Linked DNA regions of Homo sapiens: all the other regions are linked to region 3. Evidence: chromatin loops called from intact Hi-C (ENCODE). Cell type or tissue: heart left ventricle. All regions are shown on one strand. Region 1 has its middle 73 kb from the start of MIR190A. Region 2 has its middle 100 kb from the start of MIR190A. Region 3 overlaps TLN2 (talin 2). Region 4 has its middle 27 kb from the start of LACTB.

What was found. Peaks named below come from ENCODE experiments on the same cell type or tissue, not always from the same donor. Only the 100,000 strongest peaks of a DNase experiment are listed, where the experiment ranks them.
Region 1: it touches region 3 in a loop (3-fold over the local background); 14 of 110 quality-filtered maps call a loop at or near these places.
Region 2: a loop joins it to region 3, with 3 times the contacts of the local background. A loop is called at or near these places in 7 of 110 quality-filtered maps.
Region 4: it touches region 3 in a loop (8-fold over the local background); 91 of 110 quality-filtered maps call a loop at or near these places.

Annotation. Positions count from the first base shown.
Region 1 is chr15:62,892,602-62,900,601 of GRCh38, reverse strand. No RefSeq gene overlaps it. Among named protein-coding and RNA genes, the nearest start is that of MIR190A, 73 kb to the right of the region's middle. RefSeq lists an enhancer at 2,242-3,007. In heart left ventricle, no CTCF peak of the experiment used is centred here; DNase peaks (open chromatin) are centred at 1,315, 2,758, 3,401 and 4,163; H3K4me3 peaks cover 717 bases; H3K27ac peaks cover 6,034 bases.
Region 2 is chr15:62,924,661-62,932,660 of GRCh38, reverse strand. No RefSeq gene overlaps it. Among named protein-coding and RNA genes, the nearest start is that of MIR190A, 100 kb to the right of the region's middle. In heart left ventricle, a CTCF peak has its summit at 4,300 (motif pointing right); DNase peaks (open chromatin) are centred at 3,940 and 4,260; H3K27ac peaks cover 1,468 bases.
Region 3 is chr15:62,777,782-62,785,781 of GRCh38, reverse strand. It overlaps TLN2 (talin 2), which reads right to left. Exons shown (of 59, transcript NM_015059.3): 44 at 4,541-4,642; 45 at 1,892-2,011. Among named protein-coding and RNA genes, the nearest start is that of MIR190A, 42 kb to the left of the region's middle. RefSeq lists an enhancer at 2,748-3,676. In heart left ventricle, a CTCF peak has its summit at 3,596; DNase peaks (open chromatin) are centred at 2,305, 3,301 and 3,391; H3K27ac peaks cover 3,312 bases.
Region 4 is chr15:63,090,695-63,098,694 of GRCh38, reverse strand. No RefSeq gene overlaps it. Among named protein-coding and RNA genes, the nearest start is that of LACTB, 27 kb to the left of the region's middle. RefSeq lists a silencer at 1,291-1,585 and an enhancer at 4,553-8,000. In heart left ventricle, CTCF peaks have their summits at 4,713 and 4,914 (motif pointing right); a DNase peak (open chromatin) is centred at 4,914; H3K27ac peaks cover 948 bases.

The sequences.
Region 1 (8,000 bases), 110 kb before region 3:
TACCAGTTTGGATGACGAATATTATCTCGCAATCATGACCTGTAGCTCTATGGCAAGAGGCTGTTAGGACATGACATTTCAAAACAGAATTGTTCTGAAATAATTTTTACTTGGCTACAAAGAACAAATAGCAAGAGTGATGCCAGTCTGGGGTAGGATAGGCAGCTGCTGGGCAGATGAAATATTTTTTGTGTAAGGTAGTGATGGTCTTTGTGGAAGGTTACAGTTTTTGCTTTAGCACAGTGCCTGGTCTCTGTGTATTGCACTGCAGTGTTTGATAAAGGCAACTTTCTTCTTCATCCTCACCTGTTCTGGCAGGAATCACTTTGCCTGTGTCAGGCTTTTTTTTCAGCGGTCACCTGATTCAGAACCGCACCCCAGTGTACTGGCTAAGAAGATAGACTATCAAGTAAGGAGGTGTGGGTTCAAATCCTAGCCCTGCCCCTAAATAACTGCGTGAAATTGGGCAAGTGGTTTAGCTTGCTTGTGTCAGATTTCCTCATTTGTAAAACAGGGATGAAGACAGAATATACAGTTCAGGCTTGGGGTGAGAATTCAGTGAAATAAAACAGGGAGAGCACTCAGAAGACGGCATAGCACATAGTGAGTGCTCAAAACTCATTCATTCTTCTTCTGCTATTATTATTTTTTCAACTCTTACTGAACAGATCCTGTGTTAAAGGCACTTGCCCGGATTCCAGTGTAATTTAGGGCAAATTGGTGAACTTACCTCTCTCTTACTTCAGATAGGAGCTCGAGGCAGTTGGGGAATGAGATGAGGGGTAATTTCAGGTGCTTGGATATCAGGGGATTGAATAAGTTTGCATTATGGGGTCACTGGAGCTTGTTGACACATGGGGAAAATGTTAAGAGCAATGTTGCTTTAATTGGGACTCTCATAAACACAGCACTCCCATTGCTGAAGGTGGGTCTTGAGTACATCGGGGTCCAACGTGCTATTCATGCTACTTTTGTGTATGTGTGAGAGCTTCCGTAATACAACGTTTTTATACAGGTATAGGTGTGTGCGTCCTGAAAAAAAATCTACAAGCACTCTATTTTTCTTTCATCCTTTTACCGAATTGTTTTAATATGCCTTTTATACAATGCTCATGAATCTTTTTTGTTAAGACCACAAAAGCAATAAAAATGCATCCTCCTTGGACATACTGGTGTTGAGAGAAGCCACAGCTGGTCTATTACAAGGTTTTCACTCTGGCGATCACATTTTATTGCACTGATGACATGCAGAATTCCTTAGCTGACAGGTGATGGGGACAAAGAGCAGACACCTCACTGGTACCTGGTGCCAGGCTGCCTGCTCCCTTTGCCCTTCCTCCCAGTCTTGGCTTCCAGCCCTTATTTTAGGTCATGCTTTTCCCATCTATGTCAATGCCCAGCACACGGTGTGCCCCATTAAAACTCTGAGAACAGAAGAGTTGGAGGTTAGAGACATTCATCTGGGTTAATCACAGAACTTTCCACCTCAAGATTGGGGTCCTTGACATCTGTCCCCTCCCTCTTCCAGGCCGGCCTCACCACCTCCTTCTCTCTGGTCCTGGCAACTCCTCCAGACTTTTGGCAACAACATAGATGTCACATTCTTGTTACTACGTAGGACTGAGTTCATCTTCTTTTTAGTGATCGGTCCTTCAGATGTTTGGGCTGGGTTTGTTGCTACCACCATTATTATTATGAATAATTATAGCTGCCGATTATTGAGGGGTTATTGGGTACCAAATGCCATACATCCATAGTCATGGTCTCATTTAATCCATACAACAGCCAATGAGGTAAGTGCTATTATTCCATTTCACAGACGAGGAAACTGAAGCTTGCAAAAGTTGAGTATTACAGCCACAGAGCTAATAAAAGAAAATTGTAATTCCAGGCTTGCTTATTCCAAAGCTCATGCTCTTCACATTATGCTTATTTGCGATTCTTTTTCCATCTGTGGAAAGAGGAGGAGGGTGTAAAAGAATGGCTTTCACTAGACCTACAGTTCTGTTGTGGTTTTGTATGTACATGGTAAATGGAGACTACCATGACGTGGACACCCTTGCTGTCTAGGCTCTAGTGTCTTATAAAAGGGCTCTAAGGTGTGTGTGTGTGTGTGTGTGTGTGTGTGTGTGTCGCGCACACACACACACTTCTAAATGTAAAGAGAGGGCCATCCAGAGGTAGAGGGCTGTCAGGTAAGAAAATGACTCCGGAATTCAGCACACCTGGGTTCTGCCTCAGCTCTGACACTCATCAGCTTGTTATCTTAAGCAACCCGCTTCCCCTCCCTGTACCTCAGTTTCCTTATTTGTAAAAGAGGAATAACAAAGCCTAGGTCACTGTTAAGTGCATTAAGTGAGATCAATGGAAAGCGTCCAGAGGAGTGCCCAACCAAAGTTGGCATTCGAAAGTAAGGGTGTCCCTGTCCCACATTCTCTGGTGCAGGAGGGTTTCCCAAAGCAGCGTTGGGAAGAGAGAGAAGTGTGAGCCTTTGCCTGGGTGCATGCTCAAAGATGCAGTTTTGGGGAGGAGGGTACTTTGCAAACCCCAGCAAGTTTTCCACTGGGAACTGCTGGATTGTATGTTGGGAGCTTTGGAGTGAGGTTTGGGCCTTACCCCCCCCTTGGCCTCCCCAGCTGTTCGGGAGGGTGCAGGTCTGCTCCCCACACACACCCTCCCTTCTGCTTTCTTCCCCATGCATCTCAACCTAACCAAAGTTCACGCCCAGCCCTCGCTTTCTTTCCTGACTGCCACTCAGACCACAGACACGCGGGGCAGGGGCCACACTGGGTGGGGCTGCAGGTGGTCTGCAGGTCTCAGAGGGGGGTCTGGACTGAAGAGTTAGCCCCCTCCTGCTGTGAACCTCCTATTCTTAGAAAACCAGGGACTCCAAAAGCACTCCTGACCCCGCTCCCAGCCACAGACAGACACAGCGACCCACACAGACTTAGAGACACACACGTAGGCACACAGACACATAGAGATACAGACCCCCACCCCAAAACATGTACAGATATGCAAAGATATGCAGAGACACAGCCACATAGAGACAGACACACACAGAAATATGAACAGATGTATACACACATAGACACAGACCCACGCACACAGAAACATGTACAGATATGCAAAGACATGCAGAGATGCACACACAGACACACAGAAATACCCAGACACATAGAGACACATACATAGACGCAGACACACACGGAGACACTATGACGTGAACAGTGTGTGCGCGCACACACAGGTTCCCTCCCACCCGGCAGGCGCTGCCCTCTGCCCCGCGGCCCCCACCCCTGCGGCTCTGCCTCTTTGGTCTAATAAGGGTAGGTGAGAAAGCATTGTGAGATTCCGGAGATATTTCCTGGCTCCCCGCATGCTCCTTCTGTGGCGCGTCCAGCTGAATGTTCAGCTCTGGGCAAGTGTCCAGGGCCCGGGGCCCCAAGGCTGAGTCATGTAGACAAAGATTCCGAGGCCCTGAGTAGCCTTTCTAGATCCCCGGCCTTTAAAAAAACACCGCAGGATGCCCTAGGAGGCAGCGAAGTTTCCCACAGAAACTCCACTTTGTGCAGATTTAATCACAGGGCATTTAAATAGCATCATCTGGAGGTAATTTGGAATTTAAATTACCAGGCTAGAGGAAATTTTTTCTACCAAAAGAAGGGCTTGGAATATTATATTGTGTTGGTTATCGATCAGCCATTTGCAAGGGATTACAAAAGTGGTAAGGCCTGTTTTATACAATATGTTAGAACAATTTACAGCAGGATTTGGTCATCACTAGTGTAACTGGTATTACTTGTTCCACAAAGCTTGGGGCAAGAAATGACACATTTCATGAATTTCTAAATCAAATCGTCCTTAGACCCCACACCTACTAGGACCTCAGAAAAATTCAATCCCAGCCTCTTTTCAAGGCCCCTCCTCTCCTCCTATGCAGAACTCTGAGGCCTCAGGATCCTTGAAACTTGGGGGAAGGGCATCAGGTCTGTGACGATCACTGCCCAGTGGCTCATTGTCCATGCCCAGGTAAACCAGTAAAAGGCTGCTGCTCACGGCATCCTCCAAATTCAAGGCCACAGTGCAAGTGTCCAGTCCCCAGAAGCACACTGCCCACCCAGCCACTCCCCAGAGGCCTTGGCACCTCAGGGTCCTGGGTAAGAGGCTGGGCACCCAAGGGTCCTGCCAGTCCTTGAATGACCTCTAGCCCTTGGCCCCCTCCCCAGCCCTCGCAATCTCTAACAGTAAGTGTTAGGTCTACAGACCCTTAGAAAATCAAAGAAAGGCCTTTAACTTTCCCCCAGAGCAAGAGAAGCCTAGCCTTCAAGACAGGAAGGCCTCTGGAGAAGAAGAAGAGGAAATCCCCCACATTCTTTTCCAGTGAGCTACATAAGAAAAACAGACATGGTTAATTTATCAATTGCAGTGGCCAGTCACTTCTTAGTCAATAATTACCTGATTTACTTAATAATCCTTACTCTTCAGGGAGTAGATAGAGCTGTGGTCCAAAAAAAAAATCCAAAAAATCAACAAACAAACCCCTTTCTTTGAATAAAGATGATGAAATCTCTTGACTTCTGTAATATTCAGAGTCCCTCTGGATCACTTCCGTTTGGACAGGAATGGGTTCAGTCCTAAACAGCTTGGTGTCTAGTAGCTCAGTCTCTTTGTTCCCTTTCATGGAACAGTTGCACCCCTATTTGAGGACTGACAAGGGTGCGATGAGGGGTGACCCTGCAACTCAGGTAAACCCAGGCTAGCTCCGACTCACACCCAGCACCACACAGGCGGTAGAGCTTAAGGTTGGAAGGAATGGCTGTGGAATCAGATAAAACAGAGTTTGAGTTCTGGCTCTGTCACTTTTTATCTGTGTGACTTCAGGCAATTTACTTTACCTCTCTGAGCCTCAATTTCTTCCTTTCTAAAATAGGGATGATAAAGTGCCTCATAGGATGATGGAGAAGTTAAATGGCAGCCATGCAGACATGCCAGGATAGTGGTGTAAATTCATGCTGCAATGTACGCCCTCTGCTCCAAATACTCTCTGCTCTATATGTGATAGAGAAATGTAAGGTAAAATGACACAGCCACATTTGAAAAGCAATATTAGTGTCTCTGAAGACAAGACCAAGATGCATCCATGTCCCTCCTCTAGGGTCCCTAATAGGATTGACCCTATTTGCCTATGGTGATGATCAGCTTTGTCTTCATCCCTTTTTCATTCTTCCCAGCCCCCGCCCCACTCCTATTCGTTGAATCATTTCCTAAAATAAACAAGCTGCAGACAAGCCATTATTTCAGAGTCTGCTTTGTGTGTGTGTGTGTGTGTGTGTGTGTGTTGGGGGGACTAAGACAGCTGGAAAGGAGAAAAACCAAAGCAAAACAAAAGGGTGGGAAATAGAAAACAAAATATGGCAGGAATCAGTTAAACTATACGTCATTATAATAAATGTAAACAGATTACCTCTCAAATGAAACATTCTCAGATTAGATAAAACAAATGAACAAAGTTTATAAGAGATACACCTAAAGCAAAACCATAACAATTGGAAATAAAAAGTTAGAAAAAGATATACCAGTTCAATGCTAACCAAAACATGAAATATATATTGTTATGGGTGAAACTGCATGCTCCAAAAGATACGTTGAAGTCTCAACCCTCAGTATCTCACAATGTGACCTTATTTGAAAAGAGTCATTGCAGATGTAATAAAATTAAGATGAGGTCATATTGGAATAGGGTGGGCCCTTAAGCCAATATGACTGGTGTCCTTTTTTTTTTTTTGAGATGTAATCTTACCCTGTCACCCAGGCTGGAGTGCAATGGCGCCATCTCAGCTCACTGCAACCTCCGCCTCCCGGGTTCAAGCGATTCTCCTACCTCAGCCTCCTGAGTAGCTGGGATTACAGGCATACTCCACCACGCCCAGCTGATTTTTTGTATCTTTAGTAGAGACGGCATTTCACCATGTTGGCCCGGCTGGTCTCGAATTCCTGACCTCATGATCCACCTGCCTTGGGATCCCAAAGTGCTGGGTTTACAGGCATGAGCCACATGCCCAGCTGGTGTCCTTATAAGGAGATGAGAGACACAGATGCACAGAAGCCAGCCATGTGATGGGGGAGGCAGACACTGGTGTTATGCTGCCACAAACGGAGGACTGCCTAGGGCTACTAAGAGCTAGAAGAGACAAGAAAGGCTCCTCTCCTAGAATATTTGGAGGGAGCATGGTCCTGCCAATTTCAGGCTTTGATTCCACTTTGATTTCAGACTTCCAGCATCTGGAACTGTGAGGAAATAAATTTCTATGGGTTTAAGCCACCCAGTTTATGGTAATTTGTTATGGCGGCCCTATGTAATTAATATACATAACTAACAATATTTATATCAGACCACATAAAATTTAAGGCCTGATATGGTTTGTCCCCATCCAAATCTCATGTTGAATTGTAATTCCCAATTCTGGGGGAAGGCCCTGGTGGGAGGTGATTGGATCATGGGGGCAGATTTCCCCCTTGCTGTTCTCATGATAGTGAGTGAGTTGTCATGGGATCTGGTTGTTTAAAAGTATGTAGCACTTTCCACCTCACTCTCTCTCTCTCCTGCTCTGCCATGGTAAGATGTGCTTGCTTCTCCTTCACCTTCCACTATGATTGTAAGTTTCCTGAGGCCTCCCAGCCATGCTTCCTATACAGCATGCATAACTATGAGTCAATTAAATCTCTTTCTTCATACATTACCTAGTCTCCCGTAGTTTTTTATGGCAGTGTGAGAACAGACAAATACAAGACCAAAGCATTATTAAGAATACGGACATTATAAAGTTATAAAAGCAACATCCCATTAAGAATATATAATGTTTGTGAATTTGTATACACTTAACATGACTAAATTATAAAGGGAAGTTAGATTCATTCATATTCACCATGTAATATATTTTTTAAATTAACTCATACATTCATCCCTATCATAGTGTAATACTTTTAATGTACTTTATCAGGACCAAACAGATCAAATAGTAAAAAAAAAAAAAAAAAAAAAAAAAAAAGGGTAAGGATATGTATAAAAGAGTAAGGATATGTAAGATATGAAGAGTAAGGATATGTAAGGTATGAAGAGATAACTTAGTAAACTTGCTCCAATATAGAAATACGGAAGCCTGCACCAAAATAGAGAATATATATATTTTTCAAGCACATGTCGACCATTTTAGCAGAGTCTCAAGAAATTTCAAATAATTTATAGCATAGAAATCATATTTTCTATGCAGAATGCTATTAGAAACAAACATACTCCTAAGTTTACTGTGGATAAAAGGGAAAGTTTTAATAAAAATTATTAAATATTTAGGTTTGAACAACTAAAAAAAACTACTCTAACACTTGTGGGATGCAGATAAAGCACTACCTAGAGGTATATTTATAGCTTTAAAATATGTTACTGGCAAAACAGGATTGAAAATAAATGAATGAAAAGAATACCAAAAACTATTTTAGAAAAGAATAAATGAGATAATACATGTAAAGTCTTTTTCATAGTGCTTGACACATAAGTATTCAATAAAAAGAAGAGCACAATAAATGGAAATTATAATTGTTGTTATTCCACCCATATCTTTCCAGTGAAAAGAGATTTTCTTTCCAGGATTAAATTAAAAATTCATAAGTAACTATGGCACACCAAGAAGGAGATACCTCTGTGCCTGGAACTTCACAAATTAGTTTTTATACAATTTTGCAGAGTCCAGTAATATCCCAGAAAGATAAATTCTCTGGCCCAAGTTGGTGTCTTCTGCTGCTATTAAATATAAACCTGTTCCTTACCTATCGAATGGGCTAGAGACAGAACCCAGAGGTCAGCAGTGACATGATATGTATTAGAAGCTAGGTCCCTAGATACAAGCTGCCCTCTGAAAAGCCTTATTAGCATCCAGGGAATTTCTGTCATGAATCCTTAATTTAGCAAGGAAGTAAAGATTTCAGTAATTAGGGATTAT
Region 2 (8,000 bases), 150 kb before region 3:
CTTAAAAAGTCAACCAAATACTTGCCACATGACACAACATTCCACTCTGTAGTATATACCCAAGAGAAATAAAAACATATGTCCTTAAAAAGACTTGCATAATGTTCATAGCATCAGTGACTGAAAAGTGGAAGCAACCCAACAGCCCATCAGTTAGCAAATGGATAAAATGAGGTATAGTCATACAGTGGAGTACTAAATGGAATGCTAAATGAAAGAAGTCAGACATAAAAGCCACATATATTATTCCATTTTTTAAAAATGTCCAGGAAAGGCAAATGTCCGGGAGAGACTAGGGTTGCCTGGGCTTGCCGGTGAGGATGGGGGTTAATTTGAAATGGGTACAAGAGATACTACTGGGATGTTATATAAGCTGTAAAACTGGATTATGGTAATGGTGACATAACTTGATAAACTGACTAAAAATCATTGAATCACATACTTCAAATGGGTGAATTTTATGATATATATAGTTTATACCTCAGTAAAGTTAAAAGACAGAATTTTACACCAATACAACTTTTAGGAACAAGAGCAAAATAAAACAAATTTTCAGAAAAACAAAAATCGAGAGATTGCCATAAATATATTTTCTATTAAAGGAGCTTCTCAAGGACTTGCTTTAGAAGAAAAATAATGTCAAAAGGAATGTTGGAGATATTAGAAGAAATGGCCACCAAACAAACAATCTAGGAAAGAAGAAAATGTATTAACCTAATTCAGGGCCATTGCAAAAGCCTACAGCGAGCATTAATTTAATGGCAAGATGTCAGATGCTTTCTCTTTACAAACAAGTTCAAGCTAGGATGTGTTTCATCATCAGTTCTTCTCAATTTTGTCCAGGACAGTAGCAAAACAAGAAGAGGAAATAAGGATTAGAAAGGAGGAAATAAAACTGTCATGATCTGCAGATTGTATGATTGTCTTCTCAGAAAAACCAGAAGAATTTATGAATACATTATTAGAATTGATGAGATTTTAGCAAAGTTAATAAAAAAATTAATACACAAAGTTCAACTGTATTTCCACACTCAATTTGAAAGTATAACTGAAATAAGAAAAAAAGTACAAGATACTTAGGTGTCAACCTAACCAAATATGTGCAAAACTCTTCAGGGATAAAGTTGCAACACTTTACTGAAAGGCATTAAAGAAAACGCAGATAAATTAAAGCTAAGTCATATTCTTGGTTAGGAAGATTCACTATTGTAAAGATGTCAATTCTCCACAAAGCAGTTTAACACAGTTTCAGTAAAATCCTAAGAAGATCATTTGTGAAACTTGAAAGTTTTAGTCTAGAATTTTATTTTAAAATTTATATTGAAGAGAAAAAAGCCAAGCATAGCCAATATACTCTTGAAGAACACAATCTTGGAAATCATCCTGCCATATAGCAAGATTTAGTATTAATATAAAGTAATTAAAATAGTATCATGTTAAAGAAGGGATAGATAAATAGATCAATGGAATAGAATGGAGAGATCAGAAAGAAACCTACACAGATCAAGAAACTTGATTTTTTTGAAAAAAGCCATCGCGTATCAGTGGGGAAAGGGATGGACTATTCAAAAAATGATGCTAGAATAATTGGTTATCCATTTGGGAGAAAATAAACTGAATCTCTACCTCACATCATGCACAAAAGCTATTCCACTGATTGAACACTAAAAAATGCGAGCCAAATTTAAACATGACACCAACTTGCATAAAACACACACACACACACACACACACACACACACACACACACGTGCATGTAGAAACTGGTAAAAACTGAATAAGTTGGGAGGCTGAGGCAGGCAGATCACGAAGTCAGGAGATCGAGACCATCCTGGCTAACACGGTGAAACCACGTCTCTACTAAAAATACAAAAAAAAAAAAAAAGCCGGGCGTGGTGGCGGGCGCCTGTAGTCCCAGCTACTCGGGAGGCTGAGGCAGGAGAATGGCGTGAACCTGGGGCAGAGCTGGCTGTGAGCCCAGAGCGTGCCACTGTACTCCAGCCTGGGCAACAGGGTGAGACTCTGTCTCAAAAAAAAAAACAAAAAACAAAAAAAAACTGAGTAAGTTTTGTTAGCAATATTTACCAATGTCAATTTGCAGGTTTTTATATTGTACTACAATCATTTAAGATATCACTATTGGGGAAAACTGGGGGAAGAATTTGCAATTTTTTGTGAGTCTATAATTATTTCAAAAGAAAAAGTTTAAAAAGTGAAAGGAAAAACGTAAAAGTACTTAGAAGGCAATATAAAATATTTTATGACTTCAAGGTAGAGAAAACTTTCTTGGTCTAGACACAAGATGCAGGAATCCTAAAGAAAAAGATTAATAAATATATACTATAGTTAGAAACTTCTTCAAATGACACCATAAATAGTATGAAAATACAAGAGAAGACAGGTGCCATATGTAATCACCAAACAATGTCCAGAATACAAAAATAACTATGAAGCACTGAGAAAAAACCCAATAGAAAAAATGGATTAAATAGACATTTTCACAGAAGAAATCCAAACAGCCCAGAAGCATAAGAAAAAAAAAACCATACACAACCAAACCACTCAACCTAATGAGTGATCAGGGATGTGTTAAATAAAACTCAACAAAATATCATTTTGCATTCAACAGATGAGCAAAAGTTCAAAAATCAGACAGTATCAAATGTAGACAAAGATGTAGAGAAATAGGAACTCACATATGTTGAGGATGGAAATATAAAATTTATATATCCACCATGGAAAAGTGTTGGGCAATAGCTACCAATGCCAATCATACAAAACTGCATGACCCAGCAATTGTAGTCCTGGGTCTACAGAAACTCATGCACATGTGCACCAGGATACATGAATAAGAATGTTCCCCGCAGCATTATTCAAGATAGGCAAAAACCGGACACAACACAAATGTCCCTCAAGAGTTGATTAGATATATTTTAGTATACTTATATAATGGGGTATTATACAACAATTAAAATGAACAAGCCATAGCTCTACAAAACAAAATGAGTGAATCTCACAAACATAAGTTTGAAAGATGTTAGGTGCTAAGAAATACTAGTGGATGACTCCATTACTAGAGCAGGTGAAATTAAGGTATATTCTTTAGGGATCATATATAGGAGGTAAAACAAAGGCAGGAAAGTGGTTACCATTGAGGTGGTGGAGTGAGATTTGCTTTTGATGAGGGAGAAGTAGACAAGGGACTTCTGGGGAACTGGCAAATATTCTCAATGTAGATCTCGGTCATGGTTTTATCGGTGTCCATTTAATAATTATGTTTGTTTGTATGCATGGTGTATAGACTTTTCTATATGTATATGTCCCAATGTAAGAGGAAAAAACTACCCCACCTTTCTCTCATCACAGCATTTATCATCAGATGATAATTGCTCATTGAACTATCAGTTAATCCCATTACAATGCAAGAAACAGGAGAGCAGGAGCTGTGACTCATTGCATGCTCACAGCCTTGCTGAGCATTCAGTGGGTGCTCAATGAGGGAATAGTAAACTGATACTATTTACAGTTAAGACTGGGCTTATGAAAGGCATCTGATTTTACAGCCCAGGAATGATGGAGTGGGACTCAACCAGTTCCCCTCCCCTGTATGTGGGGACTGTGACCAGAAATAAGCCAAGAACTGAGCAGAGACTGAGGATGGACACATCCTGTTAAATCTGCTAGGCTTTGCCTCAACAAATTGTATTAGACAACTTTGTGGTAGGAGATTACAGCTCAGCTAGACGACAGCCTCCTGATTGAGCTACTCTACCACTTACAGCCTTCGACATAACATTCTTCAGCGATGGTTTTTGGCAAGAGCTTTCACGGAAATGTGCCTGCCTGGAGCCAGCTCCTGTCTAGAGAGGTTCCTGTAGAAACTTTAAATGATGACATCAGTCTGCATATGCCCCAACATCAGGCTGCTGACCCAGCTGCCTGTAGATAGTAGCATCTTGTCTTTTCTACATGGGCCCCGGGGACAGAGAGATAAGGAGGAAAAAGGTCAGGGGTTAGGCAGTCCATCATTGCACAGGCAAGTTGTGGTCCGATGGTCCAGACAAAAGTCTGGATTTCTGCCTTCCTGCCTCCACAGGCTTGGAGTCTGGCCTCTGACTAAGCCTGGGGCAAATTAACCCAGTCATGATTAAGCCATGAAGAAAGGTGCCAGAAAGTTGGGACGCATACATGAGACGTATTGAGTCTCGGGGGTGTGCAGTTGGTGTTCATCCATTCCTTCAACAAGCATGTGTTGAGTGCTTATGTGGGCGGACGCTGCAGCAGGCACCAGGGATATTGTCCAGCAGGGGACTGTCATGCCAGCTTTTCAGATTAGACTGTGTGGATGTTGCTCAAGAAGGAGCAGATACGGTAGAATTGATCAGCAGTCTCCAGATAGGGGTTCCAGAGGATTCCCCTTAAGGATGGAAGGCAGTAGTATTAGGACCGAGGAAAGGAAGCACCTGGTCACATTGCCAAATTTCTCATGGCAAGTACTGGAACAGGTTGGAGAATGTAAATGTTGACAACATACATTTTTGAATGAGCATACCATAAAGGGAGACACAGATGTTTAGGGAAAGACTCCAGACATTTGAAGTGACAACAGGAAGAGAAATTGTTCTTTCCAGAGAGCTGTGCTTGGTCCTGCTGCTAGAGACAGTATGCTTGGCAGTAAAAACCTCAGCGTGCCCCTCTCCATGGCCCAAGCATTTGTGGAGCACCCCCTAGGCCCAAGCTCTGTGGTTGAGTGGTAGAATCCAGAGCGAGCCACTCAACAGTATAGTTCAGTGGGCCCGTGCGGTGATGTGCCTCTATAAAGCACGGTGTCCTTTTTTTTTCTCAGAGTTCATCTGGGCACATTTTAAAATTTGATCACTCCTCCTAAAAAACACAGAACATTCACTGGTTGTGTGAGGAGCGTGTGTATTACTTTATAAAAGTTGACACTGAGAGGTGACAGGCAAGTCTGGAGCTGTGTATAAGTATCAGATGCATTTCTGATCATTTATGTAGTTAACCTTCTTGAATTTAAACTTAGAATTCCCACTTTGTGTAGTGTTTTTTTTTTAAACTTTGTGTAATATTTTGTGTGAAACACAGGCATTTCCAACTGTATATTTACTTAATCAAAGAATTTTATGCATTCTGAGCTCTTATTTGTTTAATCATGGATTTGAAAGTTTTAAGAAATACAGAAATAGTTCAACTATCAGTAGGAGCTTTGAGGAATCACAGAAGAAACATTAGTTAACCATTACAGGAGAAAGCAGACAGACTGCAAGACATTTAAACTCTATGATACAGAGGATAGGCAGCTGGGTGTGGTGGCTCACACCTATAATCCCAGCAATTTGGGAGGCCAAAGCAGGAGGATCACTTGAGGCCAAGAGTTCAAGACCAGGCTGGGAAACATAGTGAGACTCTATCTCTAAAAAAAAAAAAAAAAATTTTTTTTAATTAGCCACGTATGGTGGTGTGCACCTCTAGTCCCAGCTACTTGGGAGGCTGAGGAGGGAGGATCACTTGAGCTCAGGAGGTCGAGGCTGCAGTAACCTATGATTGTGCTACTGTAGTCCATCTTGGATGTCTCAGGAAAAAACAAAAAGAAGATGGACAAAGAACTCTGAAAAAAAATTCATTGGAATTGAAAAGCCTGAAATGCTACCTTAAAAAAAAAGGAAAAGAAAAAAAAAAGTAATACCAGCTGCAAACCTTGAACAAGCTGCAAGCAATATGGAAAACTTTAACACAGGATTTTCCTGTTACAATAGTGAGCTCTGCCCTGGAGGGTGTAGTGAGAAGAGAGTTTGGACTAAGTCACAGAAGATTTGAAAGCCAGGGGGATATTGTCAGACCTGGGGTTTTATAAGTAACCATGGTAGCACTGTAATGCGGGTTTAGAGAAGAGCGAGGCTGGAGTGAAGGAGGCCAGGCTGGAGAAGATCCCAACAGCCCATGGAGAGATGATGAGTCTGCACCAAGGGAGGGCAATCAGGATGAGGAGAACGGCCAGTTTGAGAAGCATGTGAAGAGTAGAGACGACAGACCTTGGTGGCAGGTGGTTGATGAAGAAGGAGAGCCAGATAGGACTGTGATTCTAGAGAGGGTGAGCCAAGGCCAGTAGAGGGCTCAGGCTGAGGGCAGGCATGGGTCCAATGGTGGGCATGTTGGGATCCTTGTGGAAATGTCAAAGGGACCACTCAGAAAGCTTAAGGCAAGAAGGAGCATTTAGGAGAGGGCAGAAGAAGACAAAGGCAGTAGGGGAGGCTGTGAGAGTTAAGTTAGCCTGGTTAAGGTTGTGATTTCTTATCATCTTAGCGGTGAAAACAGTTCCCCTTGACTGGGGGCCTCCAGTGTCCTGAGTCCTTTGCTTAAGGTACTTCTTTTTCTTGCCTCTTCCCTGCATTACTGAACTTCCTGGGTCCGTTCCCACATTGCCCTGGAGTTGACCATGAGCTCCTGGTTCTGGTGGGGAGATGAGTTCTGGAGCTTCTTCCTTTGCTGCCCACGTGGGCCAGAGCCAGAAGCGATTCTTGGCTCAAGGCAGGTAGACAGAACCGAATGACCTGAATGATCCTCGGACCTTACCCTGCTGCTTTTAACAATTCGGCTCTAAACAAATCACACCCCATGCCCTATGGGAACCTGTAGTTTCCAGTGCACAGGAGCATCAACCTGAGGGGTTATTTTCCATAAGATTCCTCTGCTAAAATAGCACCTTGTGACTTTCTGTTGTTCAAACGAAAATACAGCTGGGAAACAAAGATGCGCTTGGGGAAGACATTTGCACTTTTGCCTGGAATGTGGTGTCAGAATTTAAGACCAAGCTCTTTTTTTTTTTTTTAAATTATTGTACTTTAAGTTTTAGGGTACATGTGCACAATGTGCAGGTTAGTTACATACGTATACATGTGCCATGCTGGTGTGCTGCACCCATTAACTCGTCATTTAGCATTAGCTATATCTCCTAATGCTATCCCTTCCCCCTCCCCCCACCCCACAACAGTCCCCAGAGTGTGATGTTCCCCTTCCTGTGTCCATGTGTTCTCATTGTTCAGTTCTCATCTATGAGTGAGAACATGCAGTGTTTGGTTTTTTGTCCTTGCGATAGTTTACTAAGAATGATGATTTCCAATTTCATCCATGTCCCTACAAAGGACATGAACTCATCATTTTTTATGGCTGCATAGTATTCCATGGTGTCTATGTGCCACATTTTCTTAATCCAGTCTATCGTTGTTGGACATTTGGGTTGGTTCCAAGTCTTTGCTATTGTGAATAGTGCCTCAATAAACATACGTGTGCATGTGTCTTTATAGCAGCATGATTTATAGTCCTTTGGGTATATACCCTGTAATAGGATGGCTGGGTCAAATGGTACTTCTAGTTCTAGATCCCTGAGGAATTGCCACGCTGACTTCCACAATGGTTGAACTAGTTTACCGTCCCACCAACAGTGTAAAAGTGTTCCTATCTCTCCACATCCTCTCCAGTACCTGTTGTTTCCTGACTTTTTAATGATTGCCATTCTAACTGGTGTGAGATGGTATCTCATTGGGGTTTTGATTTGCATTTCTCTGATGGCCAGTGATGATGAGCATTTTTTCATGTGTCTTTTGGCTGCATAAATGTCCTCTTTTGAGAAGTGTCTGTTCATATCCTTTGTCCACTTTTTGATGGGGTTGTTTGTTTTTTTCTTGTAAATTTGTTTGAGTTCATTGTAGATTCTGGATATTAGCCCTTTGTCAGATGAGTAGGTTGCGAAAATTTTCTCCCATTTTGTAGGTTGCCTGTTCACTCTGATAAGACCAAGCTCTTAATGGAATAAAGTTGGGATAATTCTCATGAACTATTGAAGACAGAGCAGTCTTGGGGGGAAGAGCATATCCTGAGGGCTCAGCCTGTGGCTGTGGGCATGGTGTGTATTCAATATCAGAATCTGGAAAAATGTTTGCAAGTGCCTCTGTGCCAGGTGCTGTGCTAGGCCCTGAGAACGG
Region 3 (8,000 bases):
CAGACAGTTCAGGGAGACAGTAGTTAAACTACCTAAGGCAGATGGTGGTAGATTCCATTTTTAAAGGTTTCTGTGGACAGATATCCAAACCTCCCTTGCCAAACACTTCTTCCCCTTTTTTTTTTTTTTTTGAGATGGAGTCTCATTCTGTTGCCTAGGCTAAAGGGCAGTGCATAGTCTTGGCTCACTGCAACCTCCACCTCCCGGGTTCAAGCAATTCTCCTGGCTCAACCTTCTAAGTAGCTGGGATTACAGGCGCACACCATCACGCCCAGTATTTTTGTAGACAAGGGGGTACGCCATGTTGGCCAGGCTGGGTCTTGAACTCCTAACCTCAAGTGATCTGTCCACCTCGGCCTCCCAAAGTGCTTATAGGCGTGAGCCATCACGCCCAGCCCACTTTTCCTTTTGTCCAAGCAAACTTTTCCTTACTGTAACAGAAGTTCCCTTACATTTGTTTATGGAGTTCAAAATTATAGGTTAGTCAAATGAATTATAAATCTAGATGATCTTACTAAAACAGGGAGTCTATTTAAAAAAAAAATGATAGGCCTGTGTAAAGAATCAACAGAATCTTAATGTGGGTATCTGATAACTCTCTTTTCTTGGTAGTGACTTCACACTCATTGCAAATAGAATTATTCATGCTACAGCCTAGTCAATTATTCTAATATCTCAAAATGCAGGCACTGTTAGAGACTTAAGTAATCCCATGCTAGATATTTATGTATGCAAGTACATACATATATGGTACTCCTATTTACATGCATTGTTACCACACACATTAGAAAGTGATTTGTTTTGGGACTTCATTTCTGGAATATCTCTCGGAGTCTCTGTAAAAACATACTTAGATCTGACTCCCAGGAGAAATAGCAGCACTGAGTAACTTGGGGACAGTGACTGTCACTATAAGGAGAAGAGAAGACCAATTACAACCTTCTGCCTTGACAACTCAGTTCATTTAGGAACGTCTCGAACATGGTTTGCGCTCAATAAACAGCTTGCTGAATTTCACAGAATATAATTACTTTTATCTTTTAAGTGTCCCTGTAATCCACTCCATTAATCTTCATTTTAAATTGGGCTTCCTTTCTCTAAGAAGCCATGTGGTTCCCCCAAGCCCTGGACTCCTTCTATGTGTTCACACTGATATAGATGCTACAAAGCTCCTTGGAGCCACACATGACCTGTGTCCTTCCCAATGGACCACCCCATTAGAAGTATGAGAGATGGCAGCTCTTAGAAAGTGGCCTTTGGGGCCCAACTTTGGCTACCGTTAGACTCTTACGGGTACAGGCATTCTAAAGCCAAGTCTACACTGGCCACTAAGGAAAGCTGGTCTAGGAAAGGCAGGGAAGTAATAAAAGGAGTCCACAGGAGGTATGTCTGGGCTAATTCTTAGCCACCCAGAATATTCAGGCAAGACTTTGTTTCATGAAAGTAGCTCTTTCGAGGGAGAGGGATAGCTAATTTTCATACTTGAATCTTTCAACACTTCTGTGAACCTATGGAAAACAAAAATAATTGCGGGGGATGTGCTAACTGGAGTAGGAAGTGATAAGATGGCAGTCCCAAGCTTGGGCATGCTAAAAGAGACAGGTGACAGGGCTAGGGACAGGGGACCTGATAGAACACTGTATACAAAGTCCTTCTGTCTGAAAGCCCATGCCCCAGTTCTTGGCCAGTCTGCCCCATAAGGGGCAGTGAGACTTGAGTACAGCCTGGGGCTACCTGGTCTGGACCTGTGCTGTGCAGTGGTGGGGAAATAAACTGGGCTCTGGTTACTGGGCTGGGGTCTTCCAGAGTGGAGCTAAGCTATGAAGAAATACCCAGGAGTGGGCACCAGTGTGTGTGTGCATCTTAAAATAGGGGTCTTAAGGTGGCAGACCTCCTCTGGTTCCGCCGTGGCTGCTGCCATCTGGCCCTGGAAAGCCAGGTGCCCATAGTCACTGGTCATTTGTGAAGCCAGTCCTCCCAACTCCTCCGGGTTAGTAACCGACTTAGTCATCTGGAAAAAGAAAACAAGCAAGACACACACACACACACACACACACACAGAGAGAAACGCATGAGAACCATGTGTTAATATCACTGGAAGCCAAAGGGTTTCATTCACTTTTAAGCTCCTGAGGGGGTGAAGGCCAGGCCTTGCATTTGGGGCTAGATGCTGGAGAGGGCAATTCAAGCCAAGCCCATGCTGCATTGCACACAAAAGGCCAGAGCCCTCGCAGGGCCCCGCTCAGGCCACAGATTCTGGCCGGGCCCAGTGGGCACATGCTCAGCGTTCGGGCTGTGCAGCTTGGAGCCAGTGCCCAGGGCCCACCCTCTGGCAGGTGAGTGTGCCAGCCCCTCGCCAGCGCAGCCCTGGGGGGTCACCAGAGGAATTCCCCCTAGAAACCCCCAGGAGGCACAAGCCCTATGCGATTTTCACCCCTGGGCCAAGGCTTCTGTCGGGGGCTGATCTGGTCTCTGGGTGCCCTGAAGCAGGTCCCACCCAGGTGAGAGAGGGCATGAGGACAGGGCTGTTAAGAAAACCATGAATGACAAGTGCTGGATAAGTCAGTGTTTTAGAGGAAAACACTCATAGAGGATACAGCTTTGCAGTAAATTTGTGCCAAAGAATGACAAGGTTTTAGCCACAAATTTAGTTAAGAGTAGTGTGTAGCCCACATGGTCAAGTTCTGCCTTTATTATGAAGATACTCAGGATTTTTCTCTGTTTCATTGACTGATGCATCTCAATTATCTAAGGCAGCTGGCATGCTAGTTTCTAGTGTTTCCTCTTCCTCTGGACAAAAATACCTCTAAATTCTCACAAAAGCAGTTTTAATCTGCCACCCAGACGGGTGTCACTGTCCCTCATCAAGGGGCTCCCCTCCTGCTCCACCTCCTCTTGCTCTGGATAACAATACTGTCTCTTTCTTTGTGGCCTTTTAAGACCTTGATTTTAAACAGCCTTTTAAAATGTCTTTTGAATGACTCTCCATCCATCAAGGCAGGACAGGAATGTCCACCCTTTCTAAGGCATGTGTACAAGGACACGTCCCAGGCTTCAGGCTGAGATGTGGCCGCCAAGGAACGCACACTGAGCTGCACGAGAGTGAGTGTTGCCACGTGCTGCTCCACTGCGACCTGCCAACAGGTGCACTGGGAGTCTGGGCATCCTGACGGGGTGAGAAGGGCCTCTTTCACACAAAGAGCCAGGCCAGTTATCTCAGGAGTGGCCATGCAGCCTGAGGCTCAGCTCCTTAAGCTCATGGACACCCAGGGTCAAGCCAAGGCAGCTCAGGACCTGGCTCTGGAGACATTCCAGAAACACCATGAGGCTGCTCAAACATGACTGCTGCTGCACTGTGCTTCCTGCTCAACAGGAATCTGTGCTGAAAGTCTGCTGGCTCGGACTAGGATCCGTCCTCCATGCTCCCCTGAGAAGGACAAGACTGGGCTCAGCTCCAGCTTTTCACAAAACACTGAGATGGGTGTACCATTCCCCAGCCCGAATTCTTTTAAACAAGCCTGGCACAATCACAGAGTTTCCATGAATGAATGGCAGCAGCCAGGGATGACTTTGTGGTCCAAGCTCAACCCCTAGTGGACACATGATTACATGACAAAACCACTCAGAGGGGACCTGGGCACAGCAACCATGTGGTGGCTCATTCTGGTCACTTCAGCGAGGAAGGCCCATTGATTTCTCAACCCAGGCTTATGTGGCAAGTATCAAAGAGGCATCTTTCAAACTTTTATCTTATGGCATCTGAGCCTTTAAAAGTTGGGAGAAACTTTTTCTATGGACTCCTATCAATTCTTTGAAGACAACATTTGTCATCTTTCGTATAACTGCTTAACATATCAGATAGCATTCACTATCTCTCAATGCCATTTATATCTAAGAATCTATATAATACAGTTCTAGTTGCATTACATTTTAGAAAAACAAACAAACAAACAAAACAACAAAAACCAAACCAAACCAAAACATTACCTCCAAAAGTTGTATGCCTTCTACTGTCGGAATTTTTTTTTTCTTATTACATAACCATACTGTTTCATTTTGCCTGAAAGACTGGCAATACCTTATTTTCCAAGTATTATAACTTGATTTCATCAGATAATCTCATCTCTATTTTATCCCCAAATATCTTCTCTTGTACTGTTATTTTAATCTACTAAAAACACCTCAAGTCCTTCGTGAGGTGAATAAGATTCTCCCCCTTTCTCCTTAACTACAAATTCCTTGCTTTCCCCGTCTTTTCATTTTCTCTCCTTCCTTTGCTCCTCTGTCCTCATGCCCAAGTCTCAGCCATCTTTAATTCCCTCTTGCAGCTTTTTCATGAGAAAAGAACTGCAGCAGACTGGGGCTACTGGACACAGGCAGCCAGAAAGACCACAGATAAAGGACAGAAGCTGGAGCCCCTGAGGGACTAGAGAGTGGTCTGGGCTCTCTCTCTGACACAGATCTGGGATTTGCAGGCTCAGCGGCGGCAGTGGATAAAAAGGCAAACAACAGTGGGGAGGGCAGCTCTCTTCCCTCTTACCATTTCCTGAGCTGTCACCGCAATGGCTTTGGAGTATTTAACCACAGTCGTCTGATAGTCGACAAATGTTCCCTTTGGTTCTGGAGGAGTGCCTTCATCCAGCTACAGAGGAGAGGAAAAGAATCCAAAGGTCATAAGAAGCCTGCTGAAGTGTAGACTGTATTTACGAGAATTAGGAACTTTGAAAAACAGAGAGGGCCTCAGAGATTCTTTCGCCCAGTGTCAACTCAATTACCCAACTTGTGCAATAAGGACTTCAACAGAAGGGCACATAAGGCATTCAGGGTACATGGCAAGGAGAGGCTCCCAGCCTTGCCTGAGAGGAGTGGGAGGCCTTCCAGAGGAGTGATGTTTCCGCCAAGTCTTACCAGGCGAAGAGTCTGCCACATGTAAAAGGTGGGAAAGGCATCCCAAGAAAAGGGAACAGAATTCACGTACATGGAGGCGGGAGCCAGCCTGACACTTCTAGGGAAGCGCAAAGTGCCAGAAGATGAGGTGGGAAAGGAGGCAGACTCTCCATCAGGAAGCACTTCCTGAGGAATGGTCGAGTCCATGGCTATCCACGGAACCGTTCTTTATGAGCACAATCGGGGAATAGAAGGAATTAGAAGCACTAGGAATAAATTGTTGCTCACCTGACTATAAATGCAATAGGAACTGAGAGAAGGGCAAGATCACTGTGGGGTGGAAGAACTGAGACAATGGGACTATGTCCCTTGAAGGCTTGGGGACATATTGGTGTAGGAGATTTGTATTCAAAATGTGTTTCCAAGGCTTGTGAATGAACCTCGGGCTGCTTACTTAAACTCTGATCTCTAGTCCTTCAGTGGTAACTTCCAGGCATCACATGGTTACAGTAAAAATCAACACTACACCTGGTCAAGAACTATATACAGGAAGAGGAGAGAATGACCATAATGAAGATGCTGATGATAAAGATGATAATGCCAATGATGAAGAAACAGGCAACCCATCTTCACCACCACCATCCTCACCATCACCACTGGTTGCTGAATGGTATTCCAGGCGAAGAGACAAAGTGAACAGAAATTAATACAGGCAGAGTGAGTCTAGTGAGGTCATCCTGACCTGAACAGGAGGGGGCTGTTGACAGCAGTGGGAATGAGGCTGCATCTGTTTTATGGAAAACCTTGAAATCATGACGACAACAGTGGGATCTGGGGTAAGCAATGACGTATTTGAGATTTCCCTGGCAGCTCTGTGCCATAAAGTTCAGAGTCAGAGATGAGATTGGGGCCAAGTGGTCAATTAGGAAAATGTTAGCTGGTATCTTCAGTGACAGCTATATGTCATGAGCAGGCATGTACTGCACTGTGAGTGAAAGGAAGGCATCACTGTGGCCTATGCGTGATGTGGCTGCATAGCCCAGCATATAATTTTCACCAAACTATTAACACAAACTCCACACTAGACTTTTTTAGCTTTCCCTATTAGGCAGATAGATGCTATATCCCCATCACGGCACGGGGGCCCTGCTAGTCAAAGGAGACTGAATTGCATACTCATTCACTTGCTGTAAACTGACTGAACATCTTCTAAGCCTCAGGCCACATGCTAGGAGCTTGCATGTGAGATGTGACATCACTACCCACATGCCAGGATGCTGGAGCTGAAGGGCAGCTCAGAGTTCTTGGCCAGTGGCCACCAGCCAAAGAACCTTTAACTAGTCTGAGGACAATGGGAAAAGAAAGAACAAAGTAGTGACTAGGATTTCAATTTCATTTATTTGAAAGAACTTCCCTTTACTCTGAGAGTACAGCCTTCCTCCTTTTGTGGGTGCTAGCATGACCTTTCTTTTATAAAACAGCCGTGATGTAGATGGCACAGTTTTTGTTTGTTTTTGTTTAATTTTCTTACTTGGCCAAAAACAAAACGAAAACAAAAACAAAGAAAAGATACCACATCACAAAATCCCACAGGATCCTACCAACCTCACTGAATGAGGAAATCAACGTCCCGAGAGCTTGAATTCCTGTCCAAGGTCACCCGGAAAGCTGATTACTTCATACTCACTTGTGAGTCTCCAAACCTCCTAGTGCTGAGATGACGAGAGAGAATCTCAAAGAGAAGCTCCACAGTGAAAGCACCCAAAGTGTCAGGAGTCACATCCAAGTTAGAATTAACTCTGGCTACACTCAGGTTTTTCTATAATTCACTGGCTTTGAGAATTTCAGACAGTGAGTCTAATAGTATCTCAGAGTTTTAACCAAATTAATGAAATTCTGAGAGACTATGCCAGCTTTCTAACGCTTGCTGCACAGGGACCCAAAGGACCTGAAACGTCACTTAATTTGAAGTCCCCAGCAACATGCTGAGCAAAGGGAGAATGGGAATGAGGAAGAGGTGTTGTGTGGTGCCCTGGATGTCAGGCCAGGGTAGATAAGAGTTTAGGGGCAACATTGAAACCCCAATTATATACTTTGCAGAACTGAGGGGGGAAGAACAGCTCCTGGCCTCTGTGGCTTGTGTTGGCTGGCAGTTCCTAATTACTGCTATCAAGTAACACCTGACTTATTTCCAGCCCATCCAAAAGAATCAAATGTGTCTCTGGCTGAGACAGCATAGGCTATACCACTAATGGCAGGTGGTGCAGGGCCTGCTCTCTCTGTCCACAGCCCATCACAGTGCATAAGGCACAGGGCTATCAAAGAAAGACTTTGGATCTGACGTCCATCTTCCTAGGATTTATGGAATCCTTCCCTATCATTTGAGTGGTACTGAAAAATATCTTCTCCCAAGAAGAAAAAGATTATCATTTGAATTTCTAATTTGCACCAAGAAACCTTGGGCTCCATTATTTAACATCCTTAGGTAGATACACGGTTTATCTTCAAAGCTCTGGTGTTCTGATGTCCTGAAAACCAAACAAATCTACTGAGACTTATCCAAGGGCCCGCAGAAGAGGGAAATTTCACTCATTTTCTGCCAAAATGTCCACATTTGCAGCATGAGAAGCCCACAGCAGAAACTGATGGATGATTTGACAAAGTAGAGCCTGCGGCCTCTAAAGGGAGACGCAGCATTCCACCCTGGGCTTGTTATGTTTGTTCTCAGGCTGACAATGACTGCATAATGCCTAAGGATAATTATTCTAATTATAGTTACAGCATATCATTTCTTCATGGAGATATGAACAACCAATCTTCTCTAAATTAGCAATTAAAGACTGCTTATTATCCTGAAAAACCTTATTAATGTATTCACAATCTGACAATGGACATTTCAAAACATAGACGATGTCTAAAATTCTTGGCATGCTATCACAGGATGGCAATTAGATGCTGATGAACAAGCATTCTTTCTAATGAATGTCAAACTTACATGACTAATGAAGGATTCTTTGGGGGAAAGAACAGGAGATATGGAGTTGAAACTGTCTCCAGTCATGTCACCCTAATGATCTGACTCATTTGATGGGTCACTAAATGAGAAAATGATA
Region 4 (8,000 bases), 310 kb before region 3:
GGCGGCCAGGCAGAGGCTGCAATCTCGGCACTTTGGGAGGCCAAGGCAGGCGGCTGGGAGGTGGAGGTTGTAGCGAGTCGAGATCACGCCACTGCACTCCAGCCTGGGCACCATTGAGCACTGAGTGAACCAGACTCCGTCTGCAATCCCGGCACCTCGGGAGGCCGAGGCTGGCGGATCACTCGCGGTTAGGAGCTGGAGACCGGCCCGGCCAACACAGCGAAACTTCGTCTCCACCAAACAAATGTGAAAACCAGTCAGGCGTGGCGGCACGCGCCTGCAATCGCAGGCACTCGGCAGGCTGAGGCAGGAGAATCAGGCAGGGAGGTTGCAGTGAGCCGAGATGGCAGCAGTACAGTCCAGCTTCGGCTCGGCATCAGAGGGAGACCGTGGAAAGAGAGGGAGAGGGAGACCGTGGGGAGAGGGAGAGGGAGAGGGACGAATTTCACTCTTTTCACTAAAGTTTTCCATCTTAGAAAACATTTTTACTAAAAGTGTTATTTATTTTAATAATGGGTTTATTATTGTCGTTTAGAAATGAATTGGTAAATAAATTTCCCATTTTTAATTTCTAATATATAAACATTGATAGCTATAACCCATATAAACAAAAGCTCTTTGGGGTTCTCAGTAATTTGTAAGAGTAGAAAGGGATTCTGAGACCAAAAAAGTCATTCTCGGGCAGAGGGCCGTGCTGCCCTTTTTTTTTTTTTTTTTCCTTGAGAGTGTTCTATGCCTGTACCCCATGGACTGTGTGTTAACTCTGCATATCCATCAGTTTCCCATTTGAGTGACTAGGAAAACATTTTGCATACAATGCTTTGTGATGTCCTTTGGCCTCTACTTGTTTACATAGTAAGTCCATCTCTATTCTTTTTCTCTTTAGCCTGTGACAATTCAAATAGAATTATTTGGCTCCAATCCCATCTAAACACAGTGCCAGTGTAGATTGTGAAGCCATGTTATGGTACTCAGTGGATGGCCAGAGGACCCAGAACCTGCAACCATGAATCTAATTTTAAATAGTAATCAAATGGAAAGACAGAATTTGAAATTCCATAGGCGTCTGGGGGTGAGTCTGCAGATCCAGCATGAGAAGCCCGACCTTGCTGGCTCAAGCATAGGCGCCCAGAGCCATGGCAGGAACCACAGGGAGGCTGGGAATATGACTGTTGTTATCAATGTGTGGTTACTTAGTTCTTTCTTAGAAACCATCTCAAGAGTTACTCCCTTTATTTCTATGCCCCAGTCTAAGTTTGAAAGATTTTCCTCTGAGCAATCTTGATCACTGAGGGACCAAAGATCTAAGGCTAGGTCCACCCTTAGTTCTTCCTGCCGAAGTCTCCATCAGGCACTGCATACCCCCCGCCTCCCTCTCATAGATGCCTCCTGTTTGTGGGTACTGAGGTCCTGAGTCATCTTCCTGCAATTGTACCACACTGTGGCCTCACCACGTTGCTATCAGGCTCTCCAACAGATCATTGCGTGGACCTCCCCAGGCACACTAACCATTCATACCTCACAAAACATTCCTTTCTGGGCCGGTCACGGTGGCTCATGCCTGTAATCCCAGCACTTTGGGAGGCTGAGGCGGGCAGATCACCTGAGGTCGGGAGTTTGAGACCAGCCTGACCAACATGGAGAAACCCCGTCTCTACTAAAAATACAAAATTAGCTGGATGTGGTGGCCCATGCCTGTATTCCCAGCTACTCGGGAGGCTGAGGCAGGAGAATCACTTGAACCCGGGAGGCAGAAGTTGTGGTGAGCTGAGATCGCGCCATTGTACTCCAGCCTGGGCAACAAACGAGAACTCTGTCTTTAAAAAAAAAAAAAATTCCTTTCTGCGCTTAAAAAGTCAATCAGTAGTTTCACCATAATCCATGTAGCTCAGAGTTAATATGCTACATGCCTCGGCCTCCCAAAGTGCTGGGATTACAGGCATGAGCCACCGCGCCCGGCCAGTCACTTAGTTTTCTAAGCCTCAGTGTCCCCATGTGTAAAATACTACATGCCCTGCCTGCTGTACAGAGTTGGGAAACTCAAACTTGATAAAAGATGTGAAAATATTTTAAAAATTATAGGCCGGGCACGGTGGCTTTTGCCTGTAATCCCATCACTTTGGGAGGCCAAGGTGGGTGGATCACTTGAGGTCAGGAATTCGAGACCAGCCTGGCCAACGTGGCGAAACCTTGTCTCTGCTAAATTTACAAAAATTCTCTGGGCATGGTGGCAGGTGCCTGTGATCCCAGCTACTTGGGAGACTGGAGCATGAGAATTGCTTGAGCTTGGGAAGCGGATGTCACAGTAAGCTGAGATTGCATCACTGCACTCCATCCTGGGTGACAGAGTGAGACTGTCTCTAAATAAATAAATAAATACAATTATAAAGTGCTAGTCAAATGCAAGTTGGTAGTGAAACAGGCCTTGACATATTTCATAGTCACTTTATAATTCTTCCATCAAGGCTGGACAAGTGTCACCTTAGCACAGATCAACCCAGATCAACATACTGAAGATTTAGGAGCACAAGATTCTTTAATAGAGGATATTTTTCTGCCCTGCTTCTTCCAATTGCAGTATATCATATTTGATCATTGTAGTGCTTGATGAATTTATTTTGCAACTTACTACGATAGAATGAGAAATCACTGGCTTTTCCAAATAGATCATGGCTGTCTCCCCATTGGAGAAAGAGGTACTCTGTAGAGTAACTAGGTTAACTCAGAATATCTACACCCTGAAAGGCCAGTTTTCTTTTTATAATGTAAACACATTAAGGGAATTTGGAAATAAAGAGAAATCATCCAGAATTCTACCATCTTAACACAGCTCTGTGTTTTTGCCCATTACAGCCTAGTTGGCATCCATAAGCACTTAAGAGGGCTGTAGTTACAATGTACATATCATTTTGGTTTTCTGCCCCTTTTTCACTTATGCATTTCTCCACATTTCCTTTTTCTTCTTTTTGTGATTATACTTTGATAGGCATCTACATTTCTACCTAGCCTCCGTGTTTATCATTTTAATGGTGAAATAATATTCCATCAACTGAATTAATCATGATTCCTTTTGGGTGAAGATATAGGTTGTCGCCAGGTTTTTCTTTTTCTACTATTAATAATGCTACAACAAACGGGCCAGGCACGGTGGCTCACACCTGTAATCCCGGCACTTTGGGAGGCCGAGGTGGGCGGAACACCTGAGATCAGGAGTTGGAGACCAGCCTGACCAATATAGTGAAACCCCATCTCTACTAAAAATACAAAATTAGCCGGGCCTGGTGTCACACACCTGTAATCCCAGCTACTTGGGAGGCTGAGGCAGGAGAATTGTTTGAACCTGGGAGGTGGAGGTTGCAGTATGCCGAGATTGCACCATTGCACTCCAGCCTGGGCAACGAGCAAAACGCTGTTTCAAAAAATAAAAATAATGCTACGACAAGTGGCTTCTTAAATATAGCTTTTTGCCTTTGTTGAAAACCAAAGTCTCCAGGATAGAATTATTAGCTCAAAGCTTAAAAACTCTTTAGAGTTCTTGCAAATATATTTCTATTGCTTTCCAAAAGGATCCCACAAATTTTAATGCCATTAACATATTTGATCTCATTGCTAACATTCCAGCATTGAGCAATTTATTATAAAATTTTACCAATTTAATAGGTATCAAATGCTGTCTCTTTTAAAATGCTATTTTTATTTCCACAAAGGAAAGACAGTTTTCAAGGGCTACTTTTTTAGAGGGAAAAGTTTTGTCACCAGAAAGATAAATCCAGGTAGCTGATAGTATCTTCATTTACTCTTTTGTCCATACCAAGGACGTAGGAGAGTGATTTGGCACTCAGCCTCCCCTTTAGAGGTTGAGAGCAGCTAGATCTGCCCCTTTAAACCATGACATCCAGGTCTATGGTATGCAGCAGAGTGGATACTACTGAAATAGTTTACACATTCTTGCTGGAACTTACTAATACAGTTTCAGTTTTACTGAACTTCTAAACCAGCAACATAAGTTAAGGATCCAGGAATATTAGATTGGCAACATGCAAATTGACTATCATCTAACAACTGGCATCTAGACTCAGTCAGAAGGAGTTTTCAGGCAAACAGAATCTGGTGTGATGTTTATAGCTGTGTAGCGGGAGCCAGGCCTCTTAGCTTTGCTATTTGTGTCAGTTCCCAAGGGAACTTAAGTGGCAAAAGCCCACTTCAATTTTCTCAGTTTTAGGTTGCCCATTTGCCTGAAAGAAGTGATGTGAAACTTGTGAACCAGAATCTTGGGAATATTCTGAGAATCTCAGATGGAAGGGACCATTTTAATTATGAAATCTTTTTTCATTAAAAAAAAAAATCAGGTAACCCTTTCCCCATTTCACATTTCTGGTTCAGGTACTCAATAAAATGCAAATAGAATGACAGAATTTACTTTGATGAGCTCAAAATCAGTAGCAAAATATAAATCAAGATGCCTTATTAATAAAAAAGTTAAAGATTTGTTAAAAACAATAATGTAAACAGAGATGATTGTAGGTATTTAGGATGTTTAATTGTGTCCCATCCTGCCTTGCCCTTTACATATTTAGCATTTTTTTCTGATAGGAAAGTAAATTGTAGATTGGAAAAAAATCTTATTTTAAAAACAATTGCATGAAGCACATATTATTATGGTGTCTTCATTTTACAAATGAGGAAACAGACTTAAAGAGGCTGAGGGCCCCGAGGTCACACTGCTCAGGAGTGTGTCTCAGCTCCCTTATTCAAACTCTTCTGTTTCTAAGGGTTTACTCTTCTTGCATTTGAAATTGAGCAAAAGTTTAAATTCTTTTACCCAGGCTGCAGAATGGGTCTGGGAAAGACGGTAATGCTGTTGAGAGGCTCACGCATGCAGGTGCTGGGGAGAAGCCATTGGGTGGAGAATATGTGAACAGCAGGTGGCAGCAGTGTCTTTGGAGTGCGTGGTTGTCCCAGGCAGTCCCCGGAAAGCAAGGTCCATGCAATACCATGGAGCCCTGAACCTAATGCCTGACCTTTCATCTCTGACCTCCTGCTGAGCCAGGTGTACTACCTGCCACCTAGTAAGGTACAGTGTATCCCTGGGGAAGGAATTGGGGAGAATATTGGGAAACAGGTGACTTGGGAGTCATTTATAATTGAAAGGCTCCCATCTGGGTAACTGGTATAATGTGTGGTGGTGTGACTCTGGCGTGTTACTTAGCTTCTCTGTTCTTCAATATCCTTTCTGTAAAATGGGGATAATGGCCATCTGCCTCTCAGGATCACTGAGATGATTAAGGGAATGTGATATCTACAAAGCCCTTGGAACAGCCCAGTACTGGGCGCACACTATGTGTACGTTACCTATTATTAATATTCTTTGTTGAAGGCTTTATCGTTTGCAGTGGACTTTCATACCTATCATTTCATTCCATCCTCCCACCATATTTTAAGATGCAAATATTACACCCATTTAATATAATAGAGGCGGACACCGGTTGAGCCAGAGAAAGTACAAATTAGCACGAGCTTTGAAGTCAGACAGATTGGAAGTCAGGCTCATTAGAGTTGTGGGATTTGTGCAAGTTACTTAATGCTTTGGAGCCTCAGTTTCTTTCTAAATGAGTGATAATATTACCTATCTTGTGGGTTTATGACAACATACATGAAGTTTAAAACAACATACATGGTTTAAAACAATATATATGAAGCCATCTGGTGTGGTTCCTCTTCCATAGTGAACACTTAAAATTATTCAAGGGATGTTTTAAAACATCAAAAAGTATTTAGACAGGCACGGTGGCTCATGCCGGTAATCCCAGCACTTTGGGAGGCCGAGGCAGGCGGATCGCCTGAGGTCAGGAGTTCGAGACCAGCCTGGCCAACATGGTGAAACCCCATCTCTACTAAAAATACAAAAATTAGCCAGGTGTGGTGGCGCATGCCTGTAATCCCAGCTACTCGGGAGGCTGAGGCAGGAAAATCGCTTGAACCCGCGAGGTGGAGGTTGCAGCGAGCTGAGATCGCGCCACTGCACTCCAGCCTGGCGACAAAGCGAGACTCCATCTCAAAATAAATAAATAAATACAAAGTATTTAAAAAGGCAAGTAAATTTACTTACAATCCACCACCTAGAAATAACCTTGTTATTACTATGATGTGTTTTTTTCCCCTAGTATTTGTAAGTGATATGGCCGAGCTCCCATCACATATGTGTAAGTCACTCGACCAAGGTGCCAAAGCTAAGACAGGGGCAGAGCTGGGCTCACACACCAGGCAGGGCTGCCTCCAGGGCCAGGTTCTTCTGTGTAGCTACTTCTCCACACTTCCTCAATCAAGTTAAGGATTAAATGTCTTTTGAGAAACTGATGAAAAAATATTTCAAGTGTTTCAAGTTTGAAAATATACACTTACATTCAAAAGCATGTAAAGAAACCAGAGGTACCTAAGACAATCTTATCATATAGTTCAAGGCTGGAATTCTGCCCAGAAGGTAGGGTTTCACTTGCAAAACATGAATTTCTACAGATTTTTGTTTGGCCAACATTTTCACTGTTAAAACATTACTGTTCAAGCTGTTACAACTACAACAAGTAAATTTGGAAAAATCAGTGAACTAATCATTTGACAAATGGATTAAATTGAGTGAATTAATGATTCAGCAGATTGGGTCTTTGGGTGCACTGATTTTTTGGCAAATTGGCTCGCATCTATTAACATGGAGTAGTGCTCAATGTATGTGCTTGTTGAATTAATTAACACATGAATGAATGAGTGCATTGAATCTTGCCATAAATAAAATGATCTTTCCCCCCGAAGGTCAATGACTTTACATGATGTCAGCATTTTAAGAGCCCCAAAAGCTTCTTGAGACAGATATTCTGATTCTAGGGTCACGGCTACTCACCATGTGTGCATCCCAACTCCAAATCCACACTCATTGCCTGGTTGGCTCCTCAGTGAGAGCTGGTGCTTCCCTGTTGGTTCTTAGGGTTGAAGCCCGCTCACTATGGGTCTTGGAGTCAGAAGACCCAGGTTTGAATGTCACTGGGCTTGTCCACATCTTAGCCACGGAACACTGGCCAAGCCAGTGCACCCTGGAACCGTGTTGTCACTGATTACATGGGGACAGTGCTGATGTCTGTCCTGCTTTGTTCCCAGCATCACTGTCACTATCAAATAAAATGGAAATGCTCTCTGGGAGCCGGAAAGTGCTAGGTGAATTTTAGTTCTTTATGAGTTCATTATTATGAAAACCACAGTGGCCATGTGTGTGCTCTGTCATGGAGGGAGTAGGAAGGCTGGGGACGGGTCTCAGGGAAGGAGGGCCATGCCTGCTCGCTGGTAGAGGGTCACTACTCACCTTTGCTCTTTGGTCTCTGCCTTTCTGGTCACTGACACGCATGATAGAAGGGCACACACACCTATTAAACTGCTTCCCCCAGGTCATCTGCCAGTGAGGAGCTGGCAAACCCCAGTGGCCCTACAAACGCCTCCTCACTGGCTGCTTCAGGCTGAGGTCATTTGCCCGGAGCCCCTGGGGTGGGGTGAGAGGGAAGCCGGGGTCCTCCCAGTCACCTTGGGCCCTGTGCGGCCAGGCTGGGTGGCATCCTCCTCCGTCTGGCCTCTCTGCTCCCAGCTCTGAACGCAGCCTGAGAGAGGGCAGAAGGGGTGTCTGCTGGGCACCTTTGCTGCCTCACAGCCAAAGAAACCTGGCTGGGGAGGGCCGGGCAGGGAGGGCACACAGCTGGGCATGACAGGGAGGGCGTGTAATGGCGTAAGCTTGGGAACAGGATCAAAGACAAAGAACGAGGGGGCAAGAGGTGTCTGGAGAACGCAATTTTTTCCTCCTCCCTTTTCTCAAGTGTAAGAGTAAAATCATTAAAGAAAATAATGCGCCCTTCAAAGGCGAATTGGCAATCAGTGTTGAATTTTAGTGCTGGAGTGGGTGACAGCACATCCCAGCTGCAGTCAGGAGACCTACCGCTGCTGAGTGACGCTGCACCAGCCAC